Linked DNA regions of Homo sapiens: region 2 is linked to region 1. Evidence: chromatin loops called from intact Hi-C (ENCODE). Cell type or tissue: mammary epithelial cell. All regions are shown on one strand. Links, peaks and the distances in the headings refer to the core of each region. The heading gives the core; the rest is flanking DNA.

What was found. Hi-C counts contacts between places; a loop is a spot of excess contacts. Peaks named below come from ENCODE experiments on the same cell type or tissue, not always from the same donor. Only the 100,000 strongest peaks of a DNase experiment are listed, where the experiment ranks them.
Region 2: it touches region 1 in a loop (11-fold over the local background); 2 of 110 quality-filtered maps call a loop at or near these places.

What each region holds. Positions count from the first base shown.
Region 1 is chr18:48,662,355-48,667,725 of GRCh38, reverse strand. It overlaps CTIF (cap binding complex dependent translation initiation factor), which reads right to left. Exons shown (of 12, transcript NM_014772.3): 4 at 3,901-3,974; 5 at 3,175-3,279. Among named protein-coding and RNA genes, the nearest start is that of MIR4743, 5.6 kb to the left of the region's middle. In mammary epithelial cell, for the core only: a CTCF peak has its summit at 3,277 (motif pointing right); no DNase peak of the experiment used is centred there.
Region 2 is chr18:48,560,292-48,565,662 of GRCh38, reverse strand. The region is part of intron 1 of CTIF (cap binding complex dependent translation initiation factor); the gene reads right to left. Among named protein-coding and RNA genes, the nearest start is that of CTIF, 24 kb to the right of the region's middle. In mammary epithelial cell, for the core only: no CTCF peak of the experiment used is centred there; a DNase peak (open chromatin) is centred at 2,392.

The sequences.
Region 1 (5,371 bases), core at 194-5,193:
ACTGGCCGAGGAATTTAGGCCCACAGCTGGTGACACAGGTGTGGCTGGTTACTCTGGCTTCAGAAGGGACAAAGTCCCTCGGCATAAGGGGAATTCCTCTCCTTCATAGTTATTCATCGCTTTTTTGCTAGGAAGTTAGTTCATCTCTGGGGACTGGTGAGACACTTTGGCAAGCTTGCCTTCAACATGCAGGCCCCATTGGGCACCTGTAGTCAATAAGGCAGCACCATCGCTTCGATCTCCCCAGGCCTCAGTGTCCCCACTGACGTCACCAGCTATGTGCTCCCGGGGCACACAGGAGAGACTGGAGCTGCCCAGGGAAGTCTCCCTCCTGAAGCCTTTCCCAGATGGTTCAACCTGTAAAGTGCTCTCCTTTCTAACCCCTTTTGCATTGACTTTATTTAACCCTGCACCAGGCATCACACTTTATACCTGTCTATATATGTCTTTATGGTGTCTATATGTCTACACTGCATAGTCTAGTCTGTATGTCTACACCGCATAGTCTAGTCTTTCTTCCCCTACACAGTCTCCATCATGAATAGGTTCATATTTCCTTTTCCCAGTAGAATAAACAGTCCTTCTGGGCAGGGACTGTATTGTATACTCGTGTGTGTGTGTGTGTGTGTGTGTGTGTGTGTGTCTACTTTCCTGGTACCCAGCACCATGCAGGGACCCAGCAGGTCTAGTGACAGACTGGCTACACTGAACTTGAGAAAAGCAAAATCCTGCTCCTATTCCTGTGGCATACCCAAGCTCCGCTACACTGTTGCAACAGGACACTGGGCAAGCATCACCTTTGCTCACAACCCCTTCCTGAAGCTGACCCACTGAGAAAGGTAGGTAAGGCCATCCTTCCTAAGCACAGAAGTGTGGAGGCCCAGCCCTGTGCAGCTCAGCAGTCTGGAAGGAGCATGGCCTCCCTGCAACTGAATGAGTGGGCTGAGCAGGCAGTGAGCAGGGTGGATGGGGTAAGGTAGGGTCGGGAGCCTTGCAGCTGTGTCTCTCCTATGCTCCATCTTAACCAGTGCCTCCATGCGCAAAGCCATCTCTCCCTCTTCACCCAAAGAGAAATGGAACCCACAACAGGGAGGGCAATGAAAAAGAGGCGTGTGAGAGGCTGGTGTCTCCTGGGAGAGTCGGATGCAAGTGATGGGCCTCTCCCCAGCAACACACACGTGTGCATGCACACATACAAATTTGCAGAAAATTTTAAGGAGGTTAAGAATACCCTGATGTGGTGAACTAGGGGTTGGATGGTGTCAGAAGGCCTGGCCTTAAATGATGGCTCTGTTATTCAGGCAAGTTACTTTGCTTCTCTGAGTGTTATTTTCCTCATCTCTAAAGTAGGAATGAGCCCATTTCTTTCCACGGGTTGTTGCTCATTACACTATGATGGGACCAATGTTGCCAAGAGGAGAGGTTGAGTGGGACAAATATAGCAGCAGGAAGACATGTGAGATGTAGGATAGTGTCCAGTAAAGTCACTAATACTTAGACCTGAAGTGAAAGGGAGACAAGAGTGAGCAGGGGAGGGCTGGAAGGAAAAGTAAGGGTCATCAGTATCATAATAAAACACAAACAAACAAAAACCAAGAAAGAAAAAAAAACACAAGTGCTGGTGGGGATGTGGAGAAATTGGAATCTCATACATTGCTGGTATGAATGCAGAATATTCAGCTGCTATGGAACACAGTTTGACAGCTCCTCAAAGAGTTCAACAGAATTACCATACAACCCAGCAATTCCACCCCAGGTATACACCCAAGTAATTACAAGCAAGGACTCAAAAAGATACAGCAGTATTTTTGACAATAGCCAAAAGGTGGAGATGACTCAAGTAAGGATTGATAGATGCATGGGTAAACAAATTGTGGTATATCCATACAATGGACTAGTATTCAGCCATGAAAAGGAATAAAGTTCTGCTACATGCTATAATGAATGAACCTCAAAAACATTATGCCAAGGGAAAGAAGCCAGGCCCAAGAGGTCACATATGACTGTTTCTGTAAGTATGCAAAATAGATTAATTAATAGAAACAGAAAGCAGATTGGTGGTTGCCAGGGACTGGGGGTGGTGATGGGATGGGGAATGATTGCCTAGTGGGTATGGGGTTTTATATTGGGATGATGAGAATGTTTCAGAACTAGATAGACATGGTAGTTGCACAACAGGTCTAGCATACTAAATGCCAGTGGACTGAACACTTTATAATGGTTAATTTTATGGTATGGGAATTCTGCCTCATTAAAAATTATATAAAACTATAAAAGAAGGAGCAGCCATTTGTCCCACACCTCTGTGTCTCGCTGGAGTCACATTCCCGTCCTGAGGTCTGCCCAGGCTGTGACACCACTTTTGAAAAGGGAAGGCAACCCTGCCACACAAAGTCATAGAGGGTGAGAAAAGCCAGTGTAAAATCAGGCATGACACCAGCTGCTCCCCAAGTGTGGTCCCTGGACCAGCATCAGCACCCGCTGGGGAACTTGTTAGAAACACACAGCCTCAGGCCGGGCGCGGTGGCTCATGCCTGTAATCCCAGCACTTTGGGAGGCCGAGGCGGGTGGATCATGAGGTCAGGAGATCGAGACCATCCTGGCTAACAAGGTGAAACCCCGTCTCTACTAAAAATACAAAAAATTAGCCGGGCGCGGTGGCGGGCGCCTGTAGTCCCAGCTACTCGGGAGGCTGAGGCAGGAGAATGGCGTGAACCCGGGAAGCGGAGCTTGCAGTGAGCCGAGATTGCGCCACTGCAGTCCGCAGTCCGGCCTGGGCGACAGAGCGAGACTCCGTCTCAAAAAAAAAAAAAAAAGAAAGAAACACACAGCCTCAGTCCACACCTACGGAATCACAGACTCTGGGGTGGGCCTGTCCTCTGTGCCACCGCCCAGGTGATTCTGCTGCGCTGGCGTGGATTACTGACAAGCAGGGCCACTGTGGGTCATCAGGAGCAGGTGGGGATGGCATGGCTAGAGGGGGCTGGGCAGAGGGAAATGGAGGGATTCCAGGAGAAGCCAGTGAGCCTGCAGCTCTGGGACGCATAAGAAGAGCATCCCGGGGCATCAGCCACCTGAGTCCCCTGTGCAGCAGAGCAGCCTCCCTGTGGAGGCAAAGGCCACTCCCGTCCCCTGCCCCACCCCACCCTGGGTAAGAGCCCCAGCACCCCTTACCCTTCGCGGTCGATGTGTGGCAGGGGCTGCTTGGGCGTGTGTCGGACTTTGCGGTGGAACTGGGTGAAGTCCAGCTTTTCCGGCTGCAGGTCCCAGGTGGCACCACTAGAGGGCGAGGGAGGGTGAGAAACGGAGGCAAGAGGGCAACAGCCCAGTTACTGACGGAACCAGGGGGCCAGGCTGAACCTGGCAGAGCAGATCCGCAGAAAGGAGCCGCCAGGGGCCAGGCGGGGAGCCCCACTCAGAATGGAGCCCCAGGTGCCACCCCTCACCTTCCTCACCCTGCCGTGGGAAAGTGCATGCTTATGAAACAAGTGTGGGCCTGATGCCCATTGCACAGCGGCCTCTGCAACACCTGAGTTTGTTTTCGTGCCCACATTTGAGGAAGGCCAGGGAGAGCAAGGGGCCAAATGCCAGTCTCCAGCCTCTGACAAGCAGCTCAAAGTGACGACCCGGCCACCCTGAGGTAGATGAGGCAGGCTAGTGGGAAGCGGGGCCCAGCCTCTGCAGCCCCATCCCGGGGGCCCTCCCCATGCCTCCACTGTCTCCCGTTGACACTCACCGCCTCCTCTCTCCGGCCTTCTTTCCACCCCATCCTTCCTACATCCCCTACTCTGCTTCTCTCTGCCTCTTGCTCATGAACCATCAGCGTTCATTCCGTCCCCAAGGAAGCCAGTTTCCCCGGCTGGACCTCACACCACAGGGAAGGAGGGAGGAGGAGGTTACCTGAAGGAATCGAAGGTGTTGGCCGCCCAGATGTCCGTGCCCAGCATGTCCAGAGAGTTGTCTTTGCTGCCATTCTGGAAGAGATGGGGGTGAAAGGGCTGACATTAATTGCTCGGCCAGGATGCTGAGAACACGGGGCCAGGGCCTGAGGGGCTGGGGGGCTGGAGTGAGCCCCCAAGTGAGTATGGTGGCTGGTGCACCCAGTCAGAGTCAGGGGACTGCCTGGGGGTCTCCTGGCCTCCCCCCAGGCATAGGCCCTCGTTTCACTGAGGTTTTATAGATGTATACAGAAGGGTCCAGGCCCCTGCTGCCCCAGGCCCATGGCTCTCTCCTCAAAGCCTCCACACCCAGCAAGGGCTCTGTACCACCCAGAGCCACCATCACCACTGCCAGCCTGATGGCTGAGGCTTCTCCCCAGGGAGGGGCTCTGCAGAGCCAGGCCCACTGGGGAGCCCATGGAGGCTGCCTTCCTTCACAGTTCAGTCCTACTCCCCAGAAGCCCCCACCGACCAAGGCTACACCAGCAACTGGATTTCTCTGAGTCGAGCCGATCCTCCAGTGTTCCCTATGTGACCCACCCCAGAGACAGAAACCTCTTTACTCAATGCAGCTTCTATGATTTGGTTTCTCTGCTCTCTGGCTGGTGAGCTCCCTGGCAAATTCTCCAACCCCTGACCGCACCTGATGCCCTCCAGCCCTTCTTACCCCTGCAATCTGGTTTCCATCGTCACACTCTTTAAAACAATACTTCCACATCCACCTGAGCTGAACGTGTGCACGCCGTATGACCCAGAAATTCACTCCCAGGTATAAACACACAGAAATGTGCCCGATGCTCACCAAAAGACATGTACAGAAAGCGTATACAGCAGCATCCGCCATTACAGCTCCAAACTGGAGACCACCCACATGCCTGTCATCAGCTGATTCGATAAATAAACCGTGGTATGTTCACATATTGGAGTATCACACCGCAGTGAGCACAAACAAAGTAAAATAACATGCAGCAATATGAATAAATATCACAAGCATACAGGGAACAAAAGAACCCAGATGCAAAAGAGAACCAATTATGTTCAGGAACAGGCAAACTAACGAATGTATAGTGAAAGAACTCAGATAGTAACTGGAAGAGGAAACCAATCTCTCTTCCAGAGAGAGACAGAGAGAGCGAGCAGCTTTGATTAACTAGAAGGAGAGGGCACAAAAACCGGGAAGGCTGGACAGTCCAGCCTCCAAGCAGAAGGGGCCAGGCACTCCAGCCGCCACAGACAGGAGGCAGGAGGTAATGAGAGCCTGGAGGAGAGGTGGAGGGCTTATGGAGTCGAAGGGACAAGAGGACTGTCTGGGGAGAACCACCTGGGCTGTCTGACTCTGGGCAAGTCCCTCAGCCTTCCTGGGTCTCATTGATAACATGAACACTGGTCCCTCTCTCTGGGCACCAACAGCCTGCAGGTCTAAGTAACTTGAA
Region 2 (5,371 bases), core at 81-5,080, 100 kb after region 1:
CCTACAAAATAGGTACTATTATGATCCCTTATTTTACAGATCAGGGAACTAAAGCACAGAGGCCCTGCCCCTGGTTTCCATGGCTGGTTCTGGGGCTGCTGGAAAGAACATAAGATGGAGGGTCAGAGGATGTGACCTCCTGTCCTGGTGTCAGCAGCAAAATCCAAGAGACTTGCAGTCTCTCGGGGGATCTTTGTAAAACGGAAATGATAATACCTTCCTTCCCACATGCCCCAAGGCAGGAGAGCACTTGGAAAACTCATGAAAGACAACACAACTGAGTGGCAGGTGCTGTTATTTAAGGCTACAGCACACCAGCGATTTCTCAGCTGTTTCCTGTAGAAGGGAAGGCAAGGCCCTTGACAGCCAGGAAGCACAAACTACAACTAGATCCTCTCCGCCAAGAACGCGTCACTGATGAAGGCAGTGCCACAGCAGGGCTGTGGGGCTTGGACTCCGTGGAAAACAGCTTGCAAAGTCTCCACATCACAAGACACACACAGACGGTGACATCAGTAATAAACAGGACCGGAGACAAATCAAGACCCGAGTTAATTAAATATGCAAAATTATTTAACATGACCATGGATCAACCAATTGCCATTAAAGGAGGAAATTGACTTAATATGCAAAAATTAACACAGTATTCAAGTAATGAGAAAGAGGTGATTCTTCCCTTAAAATTTATCTCAATATCAGGGTGGCATCATATTTTCAATAACATTAAGTTGTTTAAAACAAGCCGACCAGGCTTGGTGGCTCACATCTGTAATCCCACCACTTTGGGAGGCTGAGGCAGGAGGATTGCTGGGGCCCAGGGGTTCAAGACCAGCCTAGGGAACAAGGTGAGACCCCCCATCTCTACAAAAAAATAAAATTAGCTGGGTATGGTGGTGTGCGCCTGTGGTCCCAGCTCCTCGGGAGGCTGAGGTGGAAGTATTACTTGACCCCAGGAAGTCGAGGCTGCAGTAAGCTGTGTTCGCACCACTGCACTCCTGCCTGGGTGACAGAACAAGACCCTGTCTCAAAACAAAACAAAACAAAAACCTACACAACCACCTACACCAAGAAGGTAACCTCAATGAGAACTAAGCTTCTGTTTTCCAAAATATCTCCCCAAACTAAACAGCTTCATTTTATTCAAGTACCTAATGTTCTGTCAATAGTTAACTATTAGATGAAAGAGGGCAAATATTCTCCCAGGATAAGCCACAGGAGAGCCAGGCTTTGGGGACCTTCACAGAGGCCTAGCGAAGGCCGCCTGCAGCAGGTGGGGCTGTCCCCGGGCTGTGACACGGAGCTGTACTCATCTACCCTTCCCCAGCAAGGCCTCCATCCACACATGGGAAGCTCCCTCCACCACCCACAGAGGTCCGGTCCTGCTTGCACCCAGGTGGCAGGCAACACGTCTGGGTACCACCTACGGCCACAAAACCACTTTTCTCTGTAGAACAATCTTCTAGCCTCTAGGACACCCGATGCCTAAGTCCTTGCCCCTAAGATAGACAGGACCATGGGGAATGCAGCTGCCAGGAAGGAACACTTCAGAAAAGCTGGCTCCTGAAAATGAGGAAAACCCCAATTTGGCTAAACCAAGGGAGAGCCAAGTGTGGTCTGAAAGCAGCCATATAGAGAGCAGCCTTTCCCCCAGATCAAAAATCTCCAGCAGAGATGAAACTGAGATTCCGGGTTCTCAGGAAGTCTTTGAGCCTTTTGAGGGGGTAGGGGACTGGTGCTGATGGCTGGGGCGGGGAACAGGGCCAGAGACCACAAGCAAGAGGGAAGCACCTGGGAAGACCCCACCCCACTCAATCTCAGGGGTCCCAAATCTTACTGTGTCAGGCACAGGCCAACCAAGGAGAAAACAGAGACAGCAAAAACCTTAGAACAGGGCCAGGCACGGTGGCTCACGCCTGTAATCCCAGCACTTTGGAAGGCTGAGGCAGGCAGATCACCTGAAGTTAGGAGTTCAAGACCAGCCTGGCCAACATGGCCAAACCCTGTCTCTACTGAAAATACAAAAATTAGCCAGGTGTGGTGGTGTGCACCTATAATCCCAGCTATTCAGGAGACTGAGGCAGGAGAATTGCTTGAACCCAGGAGGTGGAGGTTGCAGTGAGTCAAGATCGCGCCACTGCACTCCAGCCTGGGTGACAGAGTAAGAATCTGTCCAAAAAACAAAACAAAACAAAACAAAAAAAACCTTAGAACAGGAGACCCTTCTGTACAGGGCAGAGGAGCTGCAGGCCAGAGTGGGGTCCCATAGGGAAACTGAGTAGATACCATAGTTGAAACTGTCTCCCAAGATCCCAGAGAGATGAATACAAAAGTCACCTTCAAACCACTACCAAGATTGAGGTCAGCTTTTCACTGGCAGGAAAGTGAGTCACCCCAGCCTTTCCTGCTCCTAGTACAGTTTACATCCCCAAGGGTGGAGGAGGCTGGGTGTCATCCCTGCAGACTAACCAGTCCCTTATGGGAATGGTGGGGGTGGAGGAGGGGCCAATCAAGTCACTAATCTGCAAACAGGGAGCATCCTAAGAAAGGGCCGGTCTGCAGCCCCAGGCTCCCACCTGCCCAAGAGGCGGGTGCTATGCTAAAGCTCCTAAATGCCCCCCAGGCTATGTGGGGTCATTTGCAGGAGGAAGCAGGGAAGGTGACATTCAGCGTGAATCTCCTTTCAGCGTCAATATCTTTTCAGTGTGAAGTGTCATTTCAGTGTGCAGTCTCCTTTGCTGATTTTTATGACAAGAGTCTAAGGCAAATCACTCTGGCCCAGGGAACTGGTTCCAATAGATTACTGGTTTTCATATTTGTGTGGGGCATGGCAACTATTGAAATATGTCTTCCTTTCAGTTACGGTTTTGAAATGTGGACCTAAGTCTCTAGCACTCATTTTTATCAGGCATAATTATGATCATGCTCGATAAAAATGAGTCTATTTGTCTGGAGTCCTCAGTCCCAGAGAACAGTGCTTTCTACAGTTCTTGGCCTGCATAAGTTCCCAACAACCAGGATCAATTCCTCTTGTAGCAACCAAAACAAACTGATGTCCCCTCTCCAAGCTTAGAAGCCTAATTTGCCAGATGTTATAGCCTCCAGAGGTTGCCAGAGATGGCCCTGAGATCCCGGGGGGCTGCAGAAAGAAGAGTCAACAGGCAAGGGGGAGATGCTGACCATGCCACATCAGTTCTAGTTAGTGGGGCCTGCTCCACCCAGTTTTTATATAAGGCCACCAGTGAGAGGCAGCATGGCCCAGTGGATAAGAAGGCAAACTCTAGAGCAGGACTCCTGAATTCAAATTTTGCCTTTGCCACTTAGTAGCTGTGTGACCTGAGGCAAGTTACTTAACCTCTCTGTTAACTCTGCCTCAGTTTTCTCCTCTCTAAAATGTGGGTGATGATACTACTGCTCATCTCATAATGTTTTCATAAGGATTAAGCAGTAAGTTAACAGTTTTAAAGCACTTGGTACAGTGCCAGGCACATGCCAAGTGCTGTGAGAATTGCTTTTATTGTTAAAAATAAAGAAGAGTTGTTTCCAGAAAAAAAACAGTATGGCTAAAATGAAGTTGAAAACCATTGTTTTAGATCAGGGGTGAGCAAGTGTTTTCTGTAAATGGCCAGACAGTAAATATGTTAGGCCTTGTGAGCCATATGTTCTTTTTTTTGTAACCAGCCAAAAGCAACCGTAGATGTACGTGAAGAAACAGGCATGACTGTGTTCCAGTAAAACTTTCATTTAGAAAAACAGGCATTGGGCTGGAGTTAGTCTGCAAGTTGTAGTTTGCCAACCCCCAGCCTAGACCAAATTCCCTATTTTACCGATGAGAAAAATAGAGTGGGGGTAATTATCTGACACAGCTGGAAGCCAGGTCTTGGTCCTCCTAGACCAGGGCACTTTCTAAAATCAAGTGCCCCAGGAAGGAAAAGAGAAGTAGTCAACAGTTCATTCAGAATATAGACACACTTCCACTGTGTTCTGCCAGGGGACAAGGACACCCTGAGAAAAAGTGACACTGAGGCCATTGCTTTCCATCAGTGATACTTTGGGCTTCCTGAAAGTGGGGCACAGGGATGGAGTGTCCCCTGATCCATCTCTGCAGCCCCCAGCAGCCAGCACAGGGTCTTGCCACAGTGGAGTTTCTCTGAGAAGGGTCTTAACTGTGGATGGTCTTGCTGCGAAAGACTCCGTTGCTGCAAAGCCAAGAGCCTGCACTTCCCAGTCTCAGCAATTTCTGGGAATGGCTGAAGAAATAAAGCTCCACTATATGCCCAGGACAAGGGGGAGCCACTTTTAAATTATTAGCCACTTTTAAAGAATTAGCATATAAAAGGGGCTTCAAGCAAAACATTTACTAACTATAACTGAGCTCAAATGATACAAGCAAGTTTTTATAAACACTCCTTTTTTTTTTTTTTTTTTTTGAGACAGAGTCTCACTGTCGCCCAAGCTGAAATGCAGTGGCACAATCTTGGCTCACTGCAACCTCCACACGCCAGGTTCAAGTGATTTCCTGCCTCAGCCTCCCATGTAGCTGGGATTACTAGCATGTGCTACCACACCCGGCTAATTTTTGTATTTTTAGTAGAGATGGGGTTTGGCCATGTTGGCCAGGCTGGTCTCGAACTCCTGACCTCAAGTGATCTGCCTGCCTTAGCTTCCCAAAGTGCTAGGATTACAGGCGTGAGCCACTGCACCCAGCCAAACATTTCTTTTTCACTCCTCCACAAAAGACTGCAAGTAGAAGATGAATCTAAACCTCAGGGAAGGTCTGTAATAAGGAAGGATAGGCCGGGCAGTGGTTCATCCCTAGAATCCCAGCACTTTGGGAGGCCAAGGTGGGAGGATCACTGGAGCCTAGGAGATCGTGACCAGCCTGGGCAACGTGGTGGAACCCTGTCTCTACAAAAAATACAACAAATTTTGTGGGGTACAGTGGTGTGAGCCTGAAGACCCAGCTCCTCAGGAGGCTGAGGAGGGAGGATGGCTTGAGGCCAAGAGGCGGAGGTTGCAGTGAGCTGAGGTCACACCACTGTACTCCAGCCTGGGCATCAGAACAAGATTCTGTCTCAAAGAAAAAGAAGGAAGGATATTCCTTTTTGTGAGACCAGTTGTTATGGTTAAAACAGCCTCCAAGCCGGGCGTGGTGGCTCACGCCTGTAATCCCAGCACTTTGGGAGGCCGAGGTGGGCAGATCACAAGGTCAGGAGATCGAGACCATCCTGCCTAACACAGTGAAACCCCATCTCTACTAAAAATACAAAAAATTAGCCGGGTGTGGTGGTGGGTGCCTGTAGTCCCAGCTACTCCAGAGGCTGAGGCAGGAGAATGGCGTGAACCTGGGAGGCGAGCTTGCAGTGAGCCGAGA